3 separate regions of the Mus musculus genome follow, and all the other regions are linked to region 2. Evidence: chromatin loops called from intact Hi-C (ENCODE). Cell type or tissue: heart. All regions are shown on one strand.

What was found. A loop is a pair of places that touch in the nucleus more often than their neighbours do. Peaks named below come from ENCODE experiments on the same cell type or tissue, not always from the same donor. Only the 100,000 strongest peaks of a DNase experiment are listed, where the experiment ranks them.
Region 1: a loop joins it to region 2, with 2.0 times the contacts of the local background. A loop is called at or near these places in 7 of 42 quality-filtered maps.
Region 3: it touches region 2 in a loop (1.8-fold over the local background); 2 of 42 quality-filtered maps call a loop at or near these places.

The regions. Positions count from the first base shown.
Region 1 is chr14:78,894,198-78,899,197 of GRCm38, reverse strand. The region is part of intron 2 of Vwa8 (von Willebrand factor A domain containing 8); the gene reads right to left. Among named protein-coding and RNA genes, the nearest start is that of Vwa8, 48 kb to the right of the region's middle. In heart, no CTCF peak of the experiment used is centred here; a DNase peak (open chromatin) is centred at 2,717.
Region 2 is chr14:78,846,552-78,851,551 of GRCm38, reverse strand. Vwa8 (von Willebrand factor A domain containing 8) reads right to left here and starts at 2,374. Exons shown (of 45, transcript NM_027906.1): 1 at 2,109-2,374. The coding sequence starts at 2,268. In heart, a CTCF peak has its summit at 2,033; a DNase peak (open chromatin) is centred at 2,431; H3K4me3 peaks cover 1,600 bases; H3K27ac peaks cover 2,421 bases.
Region 3 is chr14:78,981,911-78,986,910 of GRCm38, reverse strand. It overlaps Vwa8 (von Willebrand factor A domain containing 8), which reads right to left. Exons shown (of 45, transcript NM_027906.1): 13 at 4,515-4,675; 14 at 2,609-2,722. Among named protein-coding and RNA genes, the nearest start is that of Vwa8, 140 kb to the right of the region's middle. In heart, no CTCF peak of the experiment used is centred here; no DNase peak of the experiment used is centred here; H3K27ac peaks cover 1,289 bases.

The DNA of each region.
Region 1 (5,000 bases), 48 kb before region 2:
TAAAGAAGCCAGAAATAAATTCCAATGCATATGGTTAACTATGGAGACAGGGTACCAAGAAGACATGATGGGGATAAGATAATCTTTCAACAAATGATGCTGGGGAAACTATTTCCATGTGCAAAGGAATGGAACTGAAACTTTATCTTACAGCTTATACAAAAATCAACTCAAAACTAAAAAGGGACCTAAAAGCATAAAACAGAATTCTACAAGAGAACATGGTGGGGATCCTCTGGCCATTGGCCTTGGCAATGACTTTTGGCATGTCACACTAAAGCTCTGGCTACAAAAGCCAAAATAAATTAAGAGTAATGTGATGGTTTGTATATTCTTGGGCCAGGGAGTGGAATGTGATTGTATATTCTTGGGCCAGGGAGTGGCACCATTTGGAGGTGTGGCCTTGTTGGAATAGGTGTGACCTGGTTGGAGTAGGTGTGTCACTGTGGGCTTAAGATCCTCACCCTAGTTGCCTGGAAGTCAGTCTTCCACTAGCAGCCTTTGGATGAAGATATAGAACTCTCAGCTCCTCCTGCACCATGCCTGCCTGGATGCTGCCATGCTCCCACCTTGATGATAATGGACTGAACCTCTGAACCTGTAAGCCAGCCCCAATTAAATGTTTTTATAAGACTTTCCTTGGTCATGGTGTCTGTTTACAGCAGTAAAACCCTAACTAATACAAGTAATATAGCAAAGTAAATGCTTCTAAGTGGAAAAATTAAACATAACACAGTGAAATGGTAACCCAGAGAGTGGGGAATATACAAAGTATGTGAGAATATCTACAAATATATATGACTAGGATACATGAGAATAAGGGTTACTATCCAGAATTCATAGTAAAAAAAAATACATTGCTACATTTCAATTGTCAAAAAACGAATATCCTGATTTAAACATAAAAATAAAAACAAAAAGAGCTAAGCACCAATAAGCCTACTATCTCATAATCCCAGCTGTATTTCTAAAAGCCTCAAAAGCAGTAAGACCTTCAAATGCCCATCAACAGGTAGAGAAGTGATGCATCTATACAACTGAATAATACTAAATTTAAAAAAGGAGCAAATAACTGAAACACAGCAGAATGTCAAAGTAATTACGCTGTGCTATATAGGGAAGGCAAAATACAGTATGATTCTATTTATTTACAAAATTCCAGACAATCTAAAAGTCTCTCTCCCCCCTCCCCTCTCTCTCTCTCTCTCTCTCTCTCACACACACACACACACACACACACACACAAAGCTTGTGAGTCACAGATTTACCTGATCAGTATTTCAACCGATCAGCATCCTTTCCTGCACAAACCAAAATTTAACAAATTGTATCCCTCAAGTATGTAAGCATGAACCACTGTACCTAGTAACACTATCTTACCGTACTGGACCAACACACAGTAAAATATCCTTGGTTCTTACAGTCAGGCCTACAGCACAATTTAGGTTTTGTGTTCTGGTGGTTTGAGCTCTCTTGGTCTTCTGTGTTGATCCATTTTTGCAACAGTAACAGAAAGTTTTGGTTCTTTTTAAAAATCTATACCATACGGTAACAACAGCTCCACAGGAAGAAAGGTCATCAAAAGGACAGCAAGGTGACAAGTGACACATATCAGAATATTTTCATCACCATTTAATATTCAAGGTCAATTAACAACCTATCCGCTAACGTGCTTACGTGTGAGGAGTTAACAAATTGCTGGAGATGTCTTTGTCTCAGTGTTGTATTGAGGGAAAACAACCACCAAAAAGAAAATAAAGGAAAAGATCTGCCTTTAGTTATAAATGGGTCTCAGAAGAACCAACAAGCTTCAAATCTTGCTAAACAAGATCAGATTCTTTAAACATAACATGTAAATATTCTTGATTCAGATTACAGAAAATGCAGTTAAGATGTATAATGCAGCCATTCTTTTAAAAAATCTTTATTTTATATATGGAGCTTTTATTCTATTGAAAAATTACAAATGTATGAATCAGCATGGTAGTGTATATGTTTGTGTGTATATGGTTTCAATTCTGACCACTTTGAATGGACAACCAATAAGGGGTATCTCTGGAAGAGCTAATTCTCTCTTTCCCAACAATCATAAGTTTTAGATGGTCCTTTGTATAGTTGTGGGACTCCACAAATTCTCCCCCTTCTACGGCAGTATGTCAACTGATATTGGTATTGTTCCAGTCTTGTTTATGCAGCCGTTTCTATGAGAGACTGTTGCAGACTTCTGGTATTCTGGCTCTCACAGTCTTTTTGCTTCCTCAGTGTTCTCTGAACCAGAGATGCAAGGGGCTGTGATATAGATATTCAGGTTAGGCTCCCCATGTTCTACTGATCCCTGCATTGTGTCTAGGTGTAGCTGTCTGCAACAGTCTCCATTTGCTCTTTGATAACTAACAGGTGATAGCTATATTTCCTTGAAGTATAAGGATCAGATATTGAATGCAATTGGGAATTATGCTGGTGTAATCTTAATTTTTTTCAAAACCTATTTTTAATTATGGTTCACAAATGCTTTAACCTCCCTTCTAGCCCACCAGGGGTGGTGGAAAACAAAGGGTACGGAGAAAGTGGACCTGTTTAGAAATGGTTCTCTGGGGCAAATCCCATCTGTGTTGCAAGGAAATCTGTAGTTCCATTCCCAGGTCAGCTCAATCCACTCACCAACACTTCGTGGACCATGGATCAGCAGTCCAACTCAGTAGTGTTGGGATAGCAGCAGTGCTGGCATGGCCTAGAGGAACAGCTAGGCCTCAGCCAAATTGGCACAATTTTCAGGAGGGATGAGGGCCAACAGGAGCAGCAGGAAAAGTTCTCAGCTGTGTCTCTCTCAGCGAAGTGAAGATCAGTGAAGATGTGAGACCAAGAAGCGTAGCACAGCTGGCTCTATAAGCAAGCCTAGCTCAGCCTCCATCACTGTCCATCGAGTGCTATTTATACTCCCTCCAAACATCATGTGTCCTCCATGGTTCTTGCTCACCACCTGTCTTGCCTCAGCACATGAGTCTGTCTCAGCTGACATCACTCTGCCAATCAGCCCGAGTCCACAGAAGCAACAAAAGGCCACCAGCACACCATCAGACTTTTTTTTTTTTTTTTTTTTGGTGCATTTCTCTCTATGGCGTCTCAACAAAATGAGCTCAACTACACAATATAAAGCAGACTGATACATGTGTATCATTAGGTAGGAAGCCCAATGTCCTTTCACCTGCTTGCTTTAGCAGAACATCCTTCACCCATGTCTGTCTGAGCAAAATGTTTCTTCACAAAGAAACAGTCCCTCATGGTGTTTGTCCCAGTAAAACACCATCCAACACAACTGACTTTCCAAAGAACCCTTAAGTTTCTACTTCATTCTGCTCTAGTAAAACAACCACTGTAAACTCTTTTATAAACCCATGACCTCACTAGCTCCAGAAAGTTGGCTAGGTTTCTAATGCAAAGCCTGATTTTCCTCTTGTTGCATGGGCCCAAAGTCCAATTAGGCAGTCATTGGTTACCACTAACATGTGACTGTCACTTAGTGTCACCTTTATGCCATGATAGTCATTGCTGTGGCTCATGGATGTTGCAGCTAGGTAAGCCTATTAACTCCTTCCCTCCCTTGGCAGCTTGGACAGTATTTTCTGATACCATGGAAGGGAGACTGCAGGAAGAAAGCTTTCAGATTAGATGCGGCTAGAATCATGTGAGTCCTGTTTCCTAAGTGTGTGTTGCAGAAGACACTATTTGCTGCAAGTTCTGGCCCTTCAATCTTTCTGCCCCTCCTCTAAGATGGCCCCGAGCCTTGGGGTGGGATACAGTGCTGTAGACATCCCATCTGTGGGGTGGGATGCAGTGCTGTCGACATCCCATCTGTGGGGTGGGATGCAGTGCTGTAGACATCCCATCTGTGGTGTGGGACGCAGTGCTGTAGACATCCCATCTGTGGGGTGGGATGCAGTGCTGTCGACATCCCATCTGTGGGGTGGGATGCAGTGCTGTAGACATCCCATCTGAGGGCTGGGATGCAGTGCTGTCGACATCCCATCTGTGGGGTGGGATGCAGTGCTGTCGACACCACATCTGAGGGCTGGGATGCAGTGCTGTCGACACCACATCTGTGGCTGAGCATCCCACTGATGCGCTGTGATGGCTTGCTGAGTTTCTGCATTAACCACTATCCACCACAAAATAGCTCTTGATGAGGTCTAAGGGCTAATCCATCTACCCCTTTTAACTTTTTATTTTGATGAAAGGTTGTCTGGGCTGTTTTTGAAGTTGTTCTGTTGGTCCAGGCAAGACTTGAACTTGGAACACTCATGCCTCAGCCTTTGATTGGCTAAGATTACAGGCCCACATAATAGAGCCTAGCTTAAACACAAATTCTTCGTCCTATCTCTGCCTCCCAAATGACTGGAATGGCAGGCATGCTCCTGTCACAGTACACACCAGTATGTTTGTCAGTGTAGATGGTAAGAACAGACACTACTCTTCTCTGGAAATGCATTGTCGTCTCACTCTCCTGGAAAGTCACAGGAACTAATACTTCAGGCAGCAATATATCAGAGTGCCATTTCCTGGACACTCTGTACCTGACATAATAGTTTTCAACTCTAGCCAAGGTGATGTATGAATACTGGCACCTTACAAGGAAATTTGCAGCTTGCTGGCTGTCACACAAGTTAGAACACCATTCACACGTCTACTGGTCACATGATTCTTCTCACCAATTTGTGAGAATATCTGTATACTAAATATGTTAACACCACAAATATGGATTTCACAATGCTATTTTTAATTTAAAGGTTTACTATTTGCATTCATTTTCTCATTTAATTATGGTCATTAACCACAGCAAAAAATGGCTAGGTAGATCCAGAAAATCCAACTTAACCTATTACAAACACCAAAATGTGTCAAGGCAGAGAATATTGCAGACATGTTGGTCAAAGAGAATAAAATATCAGGAAGAACAAGTTGAGATATGTTAGAAAACATGCTGACTATGGCTGGTGACTGAA
Region 2 (5,000 bases):
CTCGTCAGTTTCTGAGATCCAGTCCTACTGAGCCAGCTGGCCCCATCTATGATGATGTCACAGTGATCCATCAACTATGCTGTGGAGTGATAACCTCCTTGCTGACTGACCATTTGTTTCTAAAACCTTGAGATACCACTCCTACTAATTAAAGCATACAGATAAAGAATTTACAAGTTATAGGTTCTACCCCATCCGACGGAAAGGGATGCTAAGCAGGAGCTGTGAGAGTCTGTTGGTTTGTTTGGGGTGGTTTGGTTTAAGCTTTTTTTTTTAGACAGATTCTTTCTACATAGAGCTGGCTATGCAGGAACTGTTATAGACCAGGCTGATCTTCAACTCACAGTACTGGGATTAAAGTTGCCCAACTTCTTTTTTACTGTTTACATAAATGGCCTCTTCCCCCTTCATATCAAGCTTAGTAAAGGTATACTATCATGAAAGCCAGCAAAGCAATTGCAGCCTCTCACAAAAACAGTCTCCATGAACTTTGACCCAGTAAGCCACCGAACGCTTGTTAGGTACCCAGTGATGACAGGCACCAAAGGACCGTGCAGACAAGACAAACAGGCATACAGTTCGGGAGAAGCAAAGTCTACAACTTGAGTTTGTTTTTCATGTACTTTGTTCTCCCGTCACACTGCTAGGAAGCAGTGACAACAGAGGACAAAGGGAGTCTGGTCACGTGCTGGAGTACAACTGAGAGTCTTCCCAGCATCCACACTCATCCATCACAGCCTGCTGCTTTCTGTGCTACGGCTGTGGCCTGTGTATGACCTCTGGTTCCAACTGTGCCGCTCTCACCTTGAAAGCCCTAACCTTAGGAGTCTGGATAGCCAAGAGTTAATCTTTCACTCTGTCATGAGGGCTCTTACATGTGCCCAGGTCTCTGGTGAATACACAAGTTCTCAGTTTCAGTGCCCCTTGTTGTAGTGAGGCATATCAGTACAAAACAAATTTTTTTTCATTTTTTTAAAAACCTCTTTTCAATTAAATGTTCTATCTGCTGACTCATGGCTCTTATAGTTAGCTAGAGAGTATAAATAAATAAATAAATAAACAAACAAACAAACAAACAAACAAACGGAGTCTACCCAAAACTGCTCAACCTCAAAGCCTGTCAGATTGTACCACATTCTACCCTTGACATCTGCCTTCTCTGATAAGAGTGTATTATCATCTGGACTGGTGAAATGATGGATTTATTAGATGAGATGATACTATCTGGAGATGACACACACAAGGAGGTGAACCTAGTGAGACAAAGTAGATTCTTTGAAAAGTAGGTCTTATCCCCGATTCCTCTCTCTCTGCCTCCCTGAGAGAGCAGCTTCCCTCTGCTAAGTCCTCTTGTCATCACGAATTTCTGCCTCACCACAGGCCACAGTGATTAAAGTATTAAGCATACACTGAAACATCTGTAACTTCCAGCCAAGAAATCTTCCCTTGTTTTAGGCTGCTCTGTGTGTGTGTGTGTGTGTGTGTGTGTGTGTGTGTGTGTGTGTGTGTGTGTTTTAATGTTGTCACGCAGATGAAAACTGAGTAACAGAGTGGAAAGCAAGTACATGCTCTAGAAGCTATAATCGAGGACAGGCAAGTTTTGAATCGCAATTTCACCTTGTGATCCTCAGCGAGGCACTTTTTTTTTTTGTTTCCCTCTTTTTTGGGACTCATTCATTCCGACTATAGTATAGGGTTTTAACTAAAGCGATGACTTTCAGTTCTAAGAGTGCTTGAAACCGAGTCTTCTGTTAAAATTGGGAAGGAACATGGGCACAGGTTCTCCAGCAAGATTGTACACGTGTCTATGCCATCACGAGCCCTACTTGGCTCATGACACAAAACCAAGCCCTCGGGAGTCAAAGGTCAAGGTCAAGCACGAGTCTTAACAGCCCCCAAAGGCTGCAGCATAAACCTCTCAGTGTCCTAGAGTCTACGTGAGGATTCTTGTACAAAAATCTCCAGTGGGAGAAAACTGTGTTCCTAGGCATCAGAGACCTTAGTCCGGACCCCTAAGGTTTCAGAGTGGAGCCCAGGGGGCGCCAGCGCCTTGCCCCACATCACAAAGCAGCGAGGGCAGCGGCAGCGAAGGCGGAGGGCCCAGTTACCTGAGTCGGTCGCCCCAGAGTGCAGCAGCCTGACCTCCAGCCGCTGCTGGTCCCCGCCCGGCCTGCCCCGCAACACCTGCCGCAAGAGCAGCCGCACTCGCCGGGAGGCCACGTCCCCAAGGCCGCCCGGGGCTCCTAGGAGGAGGAGGCGTGACTGCATGGTGCAGGAGGCATGCGTGGGACCTCCAGGGGCTTCGGACAAGCACAGTCCCTGGACCGGGCAGGAGGCGATCGGCGAGCGGGACAGGAAGCGGCAGGGAGGCGGGTCCGCCGGAAACTCCTTCCCCCGGCTCGCCGGGCTCTGCGGGATGGGCCCGGCCCGGGGCGGAGGGCAGGCCGAGCGCCAGCCGGTAGGATCGGCTACCGGAGCCCGGCGCGCCGCCCCAGGCGTGGTCGCCCCAGGGACGCCCGGAGCTGGGGAGATGCCAAAGACCTTTAGCACAGTTGAGCGTATGCCCTGTTTCTTTCTTGGCTGCTAGCCTACTGTGTTATGATGCACTGTGGGCTTTCCCCTCGATACTGCTTCGGATCTTTTTTCAGAATGGAGAAAATATTCAAGAGATTCTGGAACTTCACCTATTTTAATTCGTTGTCATCTTCCCAGGGTTTCCACACCACAGGCATTGAAAGCTTCAGTTTAGCCTTCCTTTGCCGCTCCTGTTTTATCATCTTCTAAACTGCAAGAGGAAATGTTACACTATAATGGTGAATGAAAAAACGTTCAACTACCAGAAGGATCCAGTCAGGCTACAAGGCAAGGGTTATATAAACATAATTTATGTCTTTAGTGAGGAAAAAGTAGGACACTTGACTAAGGCTCCCTCCCTACCATGCATTCCAAAAGCAGCAGCAGTCTTCCATAAAGCAAACAAAGTCTAATGTAATTAGGCTGCCTCCCCAAAATGTCAAGAGTGAATTAACCAAAGCAAAAAGTTTTAATGAAGTTCTGCACAATGAAATCAAACAAACAAGATGCAGGCCTGGCTCTCAGAGAATGGCCTTGCCAATTCTAGACCTACCTGTATCTTACATCCATATTAAGCACCCACCTCCCAGGCACTTAAACTTCCCGAGGAACTAAACTTAGAAGTAAATGGAGGTGGCAGAGAAATAATTTAAACTAGTTTGGAGAAATCGAAAATAAAGGAGTGAACATTAAAGATGTCAAAACAGCATAATTATTACATGGATAGATTCTCACTATTTCACAACCACACCTGTTAGGCCTCAAATCTGAGACAACCAGCTATAGGAGGTGCCAGTTAACAGATAAAAGCTAACAGAGGTCCCTGTTAACACATCAAAGCTGGTACTAGCCACTAGATCCTCCTCCTATCTCTCCATTCCCACCTGTTACAGGATCCTCCTGGTAGAGGCACTCAGTCCCCTACTCTGAACTCTCCAACCCAGAGGCAGTACTATCTTTCCCCCAAGCTGCTCTTCCATCTACAATCCAGCCTCTTTGACTACTCTGGTCCTCTTTTGGTCTCCTGGTCTGGCTTCCTGGATCCTGGCTCTCTCCTCTCCCAGCTTCCCCTCTACACACACACACACACACACACACACACACCACCCTCACTCAGGTGTTCATTTTCACTCTGAACCCTGCCAGATAGATGCCTCTGCCTCTGTGTTTTCTCCCTCACATCTATAATGCACCTTCTCCACCCTCTTACCCAGGAGGAGTCATATCCTCTTTTTATTTTCTTTTTGTTGTTGTTGTTGTTGTTCTTTTTTTCCTTTTCTTTTCTTTTTTAATCCCTATGTGAATTGGGTTAATGGCAAACATGCAAGCAGCATAGAAATTTACAAATTGCTTTTCCTCCTTTGAGCCTGAGATAGTTGACCATTGTTACAGTCAAGTAGATTAGGTCTGGATTTGACTAAAAGACAAGGCTCTGACCTGTCTATGAGGGCATTTCAAGGAAGCAGTAATTCAAAGGGGAAGACTCTCCCACCCAGCATGTGCAGTACCTTCCTGAGGAAACTTAAAAAGAAAGAGTTGGAGGGAAAAGCCTTTCTCTTGCTTGCCTGTCTCTGCCTCTGGCTGATGAGGATCATAATTCACTGCCATGAGAATCCAATTCTCAAACAGAGACTGAAGACGAAGTGGCTTGAAAGGAGACCTCGAAACCTCCACCACCAGCAGAGAATGCTGAAGAACCCAGCCTTGTGGACTATGCAGCTACCAGGTTCTCCACCTCTCTAATGTACAGACAACCAATATTGGATTTCCCAGTTCCTACTGGGGAAACTAAACACCTTTGTGAAACATATATTCATTCAATTCATCCTGTTCTAGGGAGACTTGACTCATGCAGAGCACATACTCTATGTCATGAGATTGTGCTAAACACTTTAATTAACAATCTTATTTGACACAATTCACAAATAGGAGGTACTATTACCTAACTATTTCAGTTAGAGTTACTATTTCTCTGGTGAAACACCATCACCAGAAGAGAGTTTGCAGGGGTGATGTGGGGGAGGATTTTTTTCAGCTTACACTTCCAGGTAACTATCATAGGTCACTGAGGGAAGTCAGGACAGGAACTCAAATAGGACAGGAGCCCAGAGGCAGGAGCTGATTCAGAGGCCATGATGTTGCTTATTCATTTCCTTCCCCTGACTTCCTCAGCCTGTTTTCTTACAAACCCCAGGACCACCAGCCCAGGGGAGGCCTTACCCGTGTGGGCCTCACACATCAATCACTGATTAAGAAAATGCACCCACAGGCTTGCCTACTACAGCATGGCATAGATTGAGACACTGTAGCACATTCAGCCATTTACTGTTAGACAATGAAATCACATCAAATGCAGAAAGCAGGCATACCAACACATGTACACAGACTGATGTGTGTAAGATGCAGGCTCAAGGCTCTCAAACAAT
Region 3 (5,000 bases), 140 kb before region 2:
CAGGTGCATGTGTGTGCCTGTGTTGTGTACCATGTGTGTACTTATTAGCACAGGTGCATGTGTGTGCCTATGCTGTGTACTGTGTGTGGGTTCTTGTTAGTACAGGTGCATTTATGAGAGCAGAGGTAGCCAACTTTCCTCAGCTGATTGCCCCATTTTTTTTGTTGTATTTTTTGACACATGGTCTTGCTGTAGGCCTGACTGCCTCTGACCTCACTATGAATAACAAGGTTGGCCTTCAGCTCAGACTGGTCTATCTACAGCTGCGTCCCTGATACATCTGAACCCTGGTTTCTACCCTTATATTTAAGACAGGGTCTGTAACTGAACCTGAAACTTCATCTACAGGGATAAGCTAGTCAGCCAATTAGTTTCAAAGATCTGCCTGCCTTGGTTAAACTTCTGCCTCATGCCGGGTTACAGTTCCTATATACATAGTACCTGGCTTTTTATATGCCGGGGTTACAGCTCCTATATACATAGTACCTGGCTTTTTATATGCCGGGGTTACAGTTCCTATATACATAGTACCTGGCTTTTATATGCCGGGGTTACAGCTCCTATATACATAGTACCTGGCTTTTATATGCCGGGGTTACAGTTCCTATATACATAGTACCTGGCTTTTTATATGCCGGGGTTACAGCTCCTATATACATAGTACCTGGCTTTTTATATGCCGGGGTTACAGCTCCTATATACATAGTACCTGGCTTTTTATATGCCGGGGTTACAGTTCCTATATACATAGTACCTGGCTTTTTATATGCCGGGGTTACAGCTCCTATATACATAGTACCTGGCTTTTATATGCCGGGGTTACAGCTCCTATATACATAGTACTTGGCTTTTTATATGCCGGGGTTACAGCTCCTATATACATAGTACCTGGCTTTTATATGCCGGGGTTACAGCTCCTATATACATAGTACCTGGCTTTTATATGCCGGGGTTACAGCTCCTATATACATAGTACCTGGCTTTTTATATGCCGGGGTTACAGCTCCTATATAAATAGTACCTGGCTTTTTATATGCCGGGGTTACAGCTCCTATATACATAGTATCTGGCTTTTTATATGCCGGGGTTACAGCTCCTATATACATAGTACCTGGCTTTTTATATGCCGGGGTTACAGTTCCTATATACATAGTACCTGGCTTTTTATATGCCGGGGTTACAGTTCCTATATACATAGTACCTGGCTTTTTATATGCCGGGGTTACAGCTCCTATATACATAGTACCTGGCTTTTTATATGCCGGGGTTACAGCTCCTATATACATAGTACCTGGCTTTTTATATGCCGGGGTTACAGCTCCTATATACATAGTACCTGGCTTTTTATATGCCGGGGTTACAGCTCCTATATAAATAGTACCTGGCTTTTTATATGCCGGGGTTACAGCTCCTATATAAATAGTACCTGGCTTTTTATATGCCGGGGTTACAGCTCCTATATACATAGTACCTGGCTTTTATATGCCGGGGTTACAGCTCCTATATACATAGTACCTGGCTTTTTATATGCCGGGGTTACAGCTCCTATATACATAGTACCTGGCTTTTTATATGCCGGGGTTACAGCTCCTATATACATAGTACCTGGCTTTTTATATGCCGGGGTTACAGCTCCTATATAAATAGTACCTGGCTTTTTATATGCCGGGGTTACAGCTCCTATATAAATAGTACCTGGCTTTTTATATGCCGGGGTTACAGCTCCTATATACATAGTACCTGGCTTTTTATATGCCGGGGTTACAGCTCCTATATACATAGTACCTGGCTTTTTATATGCCGGGGTTACAGCTCCTATATACATAGTACCTGGCTTTTTATATGCCGGGGTTACAGTTCCTATATACATAGTACCTGGCTTTTTATATGCCAGGGTTACAGTTCCTGTATACATAGTACCTGGCTTTTATATGGGCTTTGGGGATCCAGACTTAAATCAAGCCTGTGTAGACAGTGCTTTAACTTCTGAGCCATTTTCCCAGGTCTAATCTTTTCTATTTGTGTTTTGTAAATGTTTTCATGTTGTTTCCTGCTACAGGAAAATCGAATCTCACCCATAGCATTTGACTGTTATACCTAGTGAAAGAGCTGTAAGGAAGCTGGGGGCAGGAGGCCAGCAATGCCTCAGGGACATCCACAGTTATGCCCATGACTTCCTAGTAAAGCTGGCTTACCTTCTTAATACAGTTGAGACAGTTATTTAAAAGTACAGGCTAAGAAGTCAGTAGGGCCTAGATTAAACCTCAGGTTTTAGAAGTGTCAGGCTATCTCATCCACAGGACACCAAACTAAGCCATTCAGTTATTGTTTGGTTTGACTCTAGCTTAGCTAAAAATAAAGACTGCTACTTTCAGCTTAGCAGTAAGTTAACGCTAAGAATAGTGTAGTCAAGGGTTGGCTTGCTGCCAAGCCTCAGGAGGAGTTGGCTCCCCAAGACCCAAGTGGAGGAAGAAGACAGGAGATTCCCTCAAGTTGTTCTCTGGCTCCTGTATGTGAACTGTAGTATGTGTACATACACATCCATGCACATACATATACAATAAATAAAAGTTAAAAAACAAACTGATAATAACGTCCTTCAAATGACCTGTTCTGTAGCTGCTCATCGGTCAGTTGTAGCTTCTCCTTCAAGCTCAGGTACCTGTCCTCCCTCAGCAGCCGAGATCCATCATACAGGCTGAGCTCCCGGTCATGGATCAGTCTGATGGGGAAGGGGTTGGGGGAAACAAGTTAATCAATGATGTAAGGAGAGGCAGCATCACTCAGTCTGCATGTCATGCTGGAGGACAAGCCTAACAACTGTCTTAGGTGCGTGTTCACAACAGTAACTTCGTCAGTGCTATTACGCACTATCCTGGGCAGACATGCTGGACTCTGCAGAGGAGCAGTCCCAAATGCCAGCGATGGGTATGAGGGAGAAGAGACATGAAGAAGGGGAGGAGGAGGTGGGAGACAATGCCTCAGCTCACCCATGGGGCATGTTTTCACGTGTAAGCCACACACACTCCTGAATCCAATGCAGCTTTGAAAGGGAAAGTATCACTATAATATTTCACTGTTGAAATTGCAGGACTTAAGATATCAAAAGCCTCAGAAATAACTCCATTGCTCCTCCACATGGCAGCCCCAAAGCAACTAGCTTCCCATACTGTGTAAGACTCTACTGCTAGGTCTGCAAAGGTCAGAGGGCAAAGACTCATCTAGAAGCTATGAGCACAGGCAGTGCAGTCTGGAAGGCCTGGGTTCAAGTCCAATGTGCTGAACAATCAGAGAAGGGAGAACCATTCCATCTCTCTAAATTTTACTCTAAAATTAAGGCAAAAAAATTAAGACAACAATGCCAATCTCATATAGTTGGTATGAAAATTGAACAAGTAATTTAAAATACATGCTTAACATCATCTTGCTCAGTTTTCCTAAGTTAGGATTCCTAGGCAGCATTTTAAAATGCCCACGTAAAAAACTCCAGCCTGTATCATTTGAAGCCCTGGTAGGGATGGAGGCCAGGCACTGTATTTTATAGCTCCATTTGTCAGCATCCATCCTGCAAGCGGCCTGAGGCTGACACTGGAGCCTCTGGTTTAGCACAGCACAGGCTCCTTGCTGCTGTTGCTGCTCTTTTGTCCTTGGCCAGGCATCTGAGAGACAGCCAACAAGAGAGGGCTGAGCCTTTTCTTATTTTTGTATCCACATTTATCTGTTTGGCAGAGAATATTAAATTATGAGTCTAAGAAATGTGGTAAATCACCAAAACTTTGTGATTACTATTTTTAAACCCACACAGACCGAATCAAGATTAATACAACAAACACATTTGGAGTCTTTCATTCCACTCAGTGCCTGCATCTTGTCAGCGATAAAAACTGTGGTTAGCTGGGTGAAGAAGTGGCTTCTTTCATTTATTTGACACTTCCCAGTAAGTCAGATTAAAAAGTCATGCCGTAGGAAAGGGATGAAAAGCATCAGTAACCTCAGAGATGACACAGGCGGGGAAGACTTTCCACAGAAATTAGACAGAGAATCTTCCCACATTAAACTGTTTCTCACTCAAAATAAGAAAATGAAGGCTACAGAAATGGTCATATCTGTGCTGAGTGAAATAAGCAAATAAATACACATTTTATATTAAATTTTATTTTCTCTCAAAAAATTAAATAATAAAAAAATATTACAATAAGCTCAGCTCCAATGTTGTCTGGGATGATGTCTAGACGTATCGTTAAGATAAAATTGCAGACGCTCCAGCTGTGTGGTTTGTTGCACATATTGATCTATGTCCATAAGCCTCTTGGAGCCACGGCTGGCACACTTTCATCCTTTAGCTCTTACACAGCAAATTCTGCCACAGAGGTGAGGTTTGGGGTCTGATAGGCATGTGTTTATAACCAAATATTAATAATATTGTATTCAGCTTAATAATATAGAACTGTAAATTCCTCAGGACCTGAAATCTCAGTGTTTAGGTTGGCATAAAGACTGTCTATGATGCAAACCTTTGCAATACAGCCAGTGTGCCAGCGTTGACGCGGTGGATACCATCCAACAGGACCAGTTTGCCTTCCCGGGCAGCACTCACAAGGGGTGAGGAGCGCCAGGCGGTGTCGCCGTTGGGGAGCGTGTACCGCTGCTGTAGCAGGTCCCGCGCAGTCATATCCTAAAAGCAGGCACCAGCAAAGAATATGCAGAGTTAATGTTGAAGACCTATGCAATGCTTCTTTAGCCTTGTGGACATGTGTTTGCACACATTTGTCTTTGTACAGCATATTTCAAATAACAAACAAAAAGTTTTCTCAAATCCAAAGAGAAATATCACCAGAAAGCTTTAGGTATTTCCCCCTTATTACATATTTGCTCGATGTAAGAATGAGAGTTTGCCATCTTTCTCTTATTATTTAGTACTCCCTTTCTCTTTCAAAAGGATGACAACAGTAATTACTGCCACACTGAATGGAATCAGGTTCCATCACTGCATCCTAGAG